Linked DNA regions of Homo sapiens: region 2 is linked to region 1. Evidence: chromatin loops called from intact Hi-C (ENCODE). Cell type or tissue: PC-9. All regions are shown on one strand. Each heading gives the region's core, and the rest is flanking DNA. Links, peaks and the distances in the headings are about the cores only. Region 1 overlaps PYGB (glycogen phosphorylase B). Region 2 overlaps VSX1 (visual system homeobox 1).

Region 1 (2,909 bases), core at 116-2,615:
AGGATCCTGGCAGTGAAAGCAGCCCATGCCCAGTTATGAGAGTCACGGGATCCCTTCTATAACATCCTGAAAGGACAGTTGCACGGTTTATTCTGTGGGCCTTTGTGAAGCTGTGTTGTCGATGTGCTGAGCCACTGACCTGCAGCACCCCTGCAGTGGATGTAACAATCAGTTTTTGAGACTCTTCCCATAAGCTCCTGGCATGACTACAACACAGATTAAGGAAAAGCAGCTCTACCTTGGGGCCCACACTGCTGTCCTAAATATTCCTAATGAGATAAACACAATGAAATACGATTAATCTTTTGGTTTGGCTGGACCCAGGAGTTAAAGAAGATGATCTAGAGAAGTGTTTTGCAGACCCTTCTGCTCTGTGATCCCCACTTCTGGGATTTGTTTTAATTAGTCAGTTGTGGTACCAGCCTCCGGAATCCTAACACTCCCAATTTTTCTGATGTATTTCCACTTTTATGTGTGAAGTTGAGCTTGCATCTCCTGGGCAGGCTTCCCTGACAGCAGATCGCTCAAAGTCATTTTCTCTGACCAGTAGCTGATGGTGGGTGCTGTTTTGTGTTGCTGACAGCTAGCCACTTGGAAGGTAGGCCTCAGCTGTCATTTTAGCAGATGGAGAAGCCTACAGTGTGTGCCTTCATTTTCTGCAGAAGACAGCCTGGCCTCTGCCCTTGCAGGCTGTGGTGGCTGGTTTTATGTGTCAACTTGGCTGTTGTGCCTAGATAGTAACGTGGATGTCCCTCTGGGGGGGTCGGGGGGTGGTGTTTCCCACACTGACTGAGCATCTTACAATTCAGTTCCGTTCTGATGCTGTCTACCTAGATGTAGCCTCGGATCCCACAGGCTAAAGGCTCAGTCCCACAAGACTTCTCCACCCCAGATGTCAGTTGCACATCAGGACCTCCCTTCTGACCTCTGACCGACAGCCTCCTCAGGTTTGATGATTTGCCAGAATGGCTCATGAAACTCAGGGAAACACTTCACTTGCGTTTACCAATTACTTACAAGGAATACAACCCAGGAACAGCCAGATAGAAGATATGCAGAGGGCAGGTCTGAGGGAGGGTGCAGGGGCTTCCATTCCCTCTGCAGGTGCCACTGTCCCAGCACCTCCAGGATTCACTGAACTGGAAGGAAGCTCTTCCATCCCCTTCAGTTGGGGATTTTATGGAGGCCGCAGTTACCTAGTGTGATTATTGGCCATTGGTGATGAGCTCAGCCTTTAGCCCCTCTCCCTTCACTGGAGGTTGGGGCTGGCGGGAGGGGTGGGCCTGAAACTTCCAACCCTCTAATTAGAGCTGGTTCCCCTGGCAGCCAGCCTCTGCCCTGAGGGGCTTGCCAAAAGTCACCTTTTGGTGACCACATCAGGCGTGGTTGAAAGGGACTTGTTATGAATAACAAAAGACACTTCTTTCATTTTTATTGCTCTTATCACTTAGGAAATTACAAGGGTGTTAGGAGCACAGGCCAGGAAGAACAAATAAGTATATCTCATTACATCACAGTTTCACAGCCTCCCATGGGGGAAGGCCTTGCAGAACAAACCCTGCCACCAGCTACCTTGCACCAGAGCTGCAGCTTGCCTGGGTCTCCAGCCTGCTGGCCCACCCCACTCTGTAGGTTGTGGCCTTGCACTTCAGAATCACTTGAGCCAATTTCTTAAATCTGTCTCTCTCTACACATACCTTACTGTTCTGTGTCTCTGGAGAACCCTGACTAATCCACAGGGGCCGTGGTGGCTTTATAAAATATGGCCGGGCGTGGTGACTCACACCTGTAATCCCAGCACTTTGGGAGGCTGAGGCAGGTGGATCACCTGAGGTCAAAAGTTCGAGACCAGCCTGACCAATATGGTGAAACCTGGTCTCTATTAAAAATACAAAAATTAGCCGGGCGTGGTGGTGGACATCTGCAGTCCCAGCTATTCGGGAGGCTGAGACAGGAGAATTGCTTGAACCAGGGAGCCAAGACTGCGCCATTGCACTCCAGCCTGGGCAACTCTGCCTAAATAAAATAAAATAAAATAAAATAAAATAAAATAAGGTAACCGACCTCACCTCCACATCTCAGCCATATTTCCTTTTAAACTTTATGTGATTTCAGACCCTTAAAAAGTTGCAAGAATAATACAGAGATTTCTTGTAATTCCTGTTGACGCTTCATCCGGATTCCCCAGATGTTAAACATTGCAACACACTTGTTAGGTCATTTTGTCGCTGTAAGTTCATTTTTCTCCGAATCATTTGAAAGTAAGAACCAGCCTGACCAACAAGGTGAAACCCCTTCTTTACTAAAAATACAAAAATTAGCCAGGCATGGTGGTGGGCGCCTGTAGTCCCAGGTACTTGGGGGACTGAGGCAGGAGGATTGCTTGAACCTGGGAGGAGCAGGTTGCAGTGAGCTGAGATCACGCCACTGCATTCCAGCCTGGGCAACGGAGCGAGACTCTGTCTCAAAAAAAAAAAAAAAAACTGAGTCATAGCCTTGTTGCCCCTTCACCCCCAAAAACGGCAGTGAGTACTCCGGAAAAACAGGGAAGCTCTCCTACACACCCACAGTAGAGCAGTTAAACTCTGGACATTTTAATCAACACAGTGCTGTTGTCTGCAAATCTTTTCAGTGTCACCAGCTGTCCTGCTTAATAAATACAAATAAAATGCAATAATACAATTGTAAAAAATACAAATAAATAATTGGGAGAACTTTAGAAGTCTTTTCAGATTATATCTTTTATTATTATTATTATTAAACGGATCAAAGCTTTAAGCCATTTGGAAATTCAAAGCATCCTAAGACATGCAGCAAATAACCGCAGGAGATAGGAGCTGGCTTTTTCTCACCCATGCAGAATGGCATTCTTAGGATACGGTGAAGGGAAGAGAAGTGAACACAGATTT
Region 2 (2,909 bases), core at 304-2,803, 180 kb before region 1:
GAGTGTATCAGACACAGCTGCTGCCCCAGAGGAGTTGACAAGGCAACACATGGTAAGAGCTGCAGCCTGAAGAATAAAACATGTCACATGTCCCCAGATTGAGAAGGGGTGAAGGGAGAGCCTGGCTGGGATCAGAGATAGTGGAGATGTACAAGTGTGTAATAGAGGAGTGCCTTGAAAAGTAAACACACCACAAAATGTTTATTTTTAAAGAATAAATAAATGGCAAAGGAAACGCAGGAAAGGAAAGATTTACAAAATCCAAGTCACTAAAGTGCTTTCAATCACAAATTTTGAAAGACCAAAAGCCTGGTCTGACCTAAAAACACTGTTTCCAGCTATCCAACAATTGTTTAAATATGATCCCATGCTATTTTTAAAGGAAATGCAGAAACGACTAGAGTATGGGTTTCTTTGAATTCCAATATGCATAGCCTATCAAGTGACACTCAAGAAAACACAAAATTACTCCCTAACAAGAAAATTGAAATATCCAAGGCCAAGTTCAAGGTAAAGACAATATAATTCATTCATGTGTCTGTATGGAGTCTTCACTATGATGATATCAGATTCTTCTGGATATTAAACAATTTTATATTTCCTAATTGAGAATGAGGACATCAGACCTAACCTATTCATCTATACAGTACATTGAACCACACATCTCAAATGATGCCCAGCAGTGAAATCATTTTTGAACTTCGGATCCTCCCTGCTCAAGCTACAAAAGAGAATCAAAAGTTTTGCACCAAGTTAACTGGTTAAAGTGCCATTAAGGAACCGTTTCCATTCTAGAATGAAATAGAATTTTCCCTAGGTCACTCATCTGTCCTCTTAAAGCAAGTGGCATTGCATTTTATCTTGACATTGTCAGAAGAAAATCAAACTGAGAGTATATGTCTTGGACAATTTTTGTCTTTTGGAAAATGCCAGTGAGGAATATGCACATTTTCAGCCTTTGACAGTGGGACCTGTGGGTCTCATGTGGCTCCCACCTTCCCTGGCTGGGGCCCCTCCAGTGCCGTGGAGTTGGAGCCTCCTTGAGCACCAGCCCCAGGGTGCACTTTCTTGGTCTCCTGCCGGGCAGAGCTGGAGAGGTCAATAGCCACATCTTCCAAGCCATTCTCAGGGCTCACTTTATCTGAGCCTCTCTGTGATCCTGACTCACTCTGGCTAGAACCTTCTTTGAAGTGGTCAGAGCCCCAGAGTCCTGCCAACTTATCTTCACTTCCTGGCTTCCTTATCATCCCCATGGATTTTTTATGCATCCCTTGTAAAAAAAAAAATAAAAAGGAAAAAATAAAAATAAAAATTTAAATTCAGCAATGAAGTAAATTTCCTTCTTATTGTTCTCTAAATCCCACTAGAATTGTCCTTGTCAGTGCCTATCTCTGGGGCCTACAGGAGAGGCAGGTAGGTAACTCCCACCTTAGGGGTTTAAAGCAGGTGTCTGACCCCGGGTCACATCCAGCAAAGGTGTTTAGGATGACACAGTGATTGGCATTGGGCCCACTTTCCCCTAGGCTGCGGTCTCGCAGATGCCAGTAAGTGCCCTCCCCCACCTGTTTGTGCAATTTCAGATGAGCCAGTTTGGGTCACTGCCTACAATGCTCCCTCTAGTGTTTCAGTCCTTGAGAGCAAAGTCAGGACATATCTATGATTGGAACCTCCAGTGCCCAGGATAGGGCTGCTTGGTAGCTGTTCAAAAACTGTTCGCTGAGCAAAAAACTTCCTCCATCTAAACCTAAAATGCCACCATGATCCTCCTAACTAATTACCCCGTGCCCGGAGGTACTCATCTGTGACTCATTCCCACAATCTGTGATCCCTGCCTGTTGGTTTCTGGCGACAGCAAACAGGGCAACAAGGGTGGAGCATCCTGAGAGTGCTGGGTCTCAGCAGCGGAGACTCTTTGAGCACCAAAAATCTAAGGGACAGAAAAGCCACTCGGCAGGTTGTTCATGGCAGAACCAAGCCCGGGGCCAGCCCTCCTGACTCAGATGGAGGGGCTCACTGTCCCCAGGGGTCGCTGCTCAGCACTGCCCTGTTTCCTATTACCAAGTGCCCTAAATTGTATGGTTTCTAAAAATTCTAACAGCATTCAACACTTGGATGCTGTTAATGCAATGATGTCATTTCACCCTTAAATCCCAAATACATATTTAGCATGCATAGCCCGGTGAGACTTCCACACAGCCTAGACAGTCTCTGTGAAAAATGAGGCAACCATCCAGTTGCTGCAAGCTTTGTTATTAATTAAAAATAATAAGAACGGTTCTGGACCTGAATCTCAGTAAACTGACGTTGCTTTGCTTTGGAAATGGCTGCCTCGGTGGGGACACCCTGGGATTCCCCCACCTCCTACAACACCTCGAGCCGTGCGATCCCGGGGGCCCTTCCTTACCCAGGAGCCAGGGCGCGCAGGAGCCCAGCAGGCCGCCCTCGGCGGAGTTGAGCACGGAGTCTGGCAGCGGGATGCAGTGGCGCACCATGGCCCCGTACAGCCCGTACTCGGCCATCACGCTGCTGCCGCCCCAGCGCTTCTCCCGCTTGCGCCATTTGGCCCTGCGGTTTTGAAACCAGACCTGGTTGGAGGCAGGAGAAGCAGAAGGCACACAGAAGAGACAGTGAAGAGGGGCGCCTGGAGGAGCGGAGGCGGCGTCCCAGGGCTCGGATCTTCTCTCCCGAGCATGATCCCATGCTATTTCTGAAGGAAATAGCTCCCGAGGGCCAACCAGCCGCCCTCAGGGAGAGCGCCCAGGAGCCCCCAGCAGCGCCCACGTGCGGTCCGGACTCACGGGCATTCAACGCAGTAGGGACACTTGTGACCACGTCCACTGAAGTTTCCATAGAGTCAGGAATGAAAAAAACTAAAGAATCAAACTCCCTTTTCCCACATTGTGTGAAGA

Evidence for each region. Hi-C counts contacts between places; a loop is a spot of excess contacts. Peaks named below come from ENCODE experiments on the same cell type or tissue, not always from the same donor. Only the 100,000 strongest peaks of a DNase experiment are listed, where the experiment ranks them.
Region 2: it touches region 1 in a loop (5-fold over the local background); 16 of 110 quality-filtered maps call a loop at or near these places.

Annotation. Positions count from the first base shown.
Region 1 is chr20:25,251,606-25,254,514 of GRCh38, forward strand. All of the region lies in intron 1 of PYGB (glycogen phosphorylase B), which reads left to right. Among named protein-coding and RNA genes, the nearest start is that of PYGB, 5.0 kb to the left of the region's middle. In PC-9, for the core only: no CTCF peak of the experiment used is centred there; a DNase peak (open chromatin) is centred at 1,526; H3K4me3 peaks cover 2,116 bases; H3K27ac peaks cover 2,483 bases.
Region 2 is chr20:25,075,281-25,078,189 of GRCh38, forward strand. VSX1 (visual system homeobox 1) reads right to left here. Exons shown (of 5, transcript NM_014588.6): 4 at 2,405-2,585; 5 at 183-1,270. The coding sequence ends at 981. Among named protein-coding and RNA genes, the nearest start is that of VSX1, 5.4 kb to the right of the region's middle. In PC-9, for the core only: a CTCF peak has its summit at 1,580; DNase peaks (open chromatin) are centred at 1,171, 1,611, 1,691 and 2,481; H3K4me3 peaks cover 2,361 bases; H3K27ac peaks cover 2,500 bases.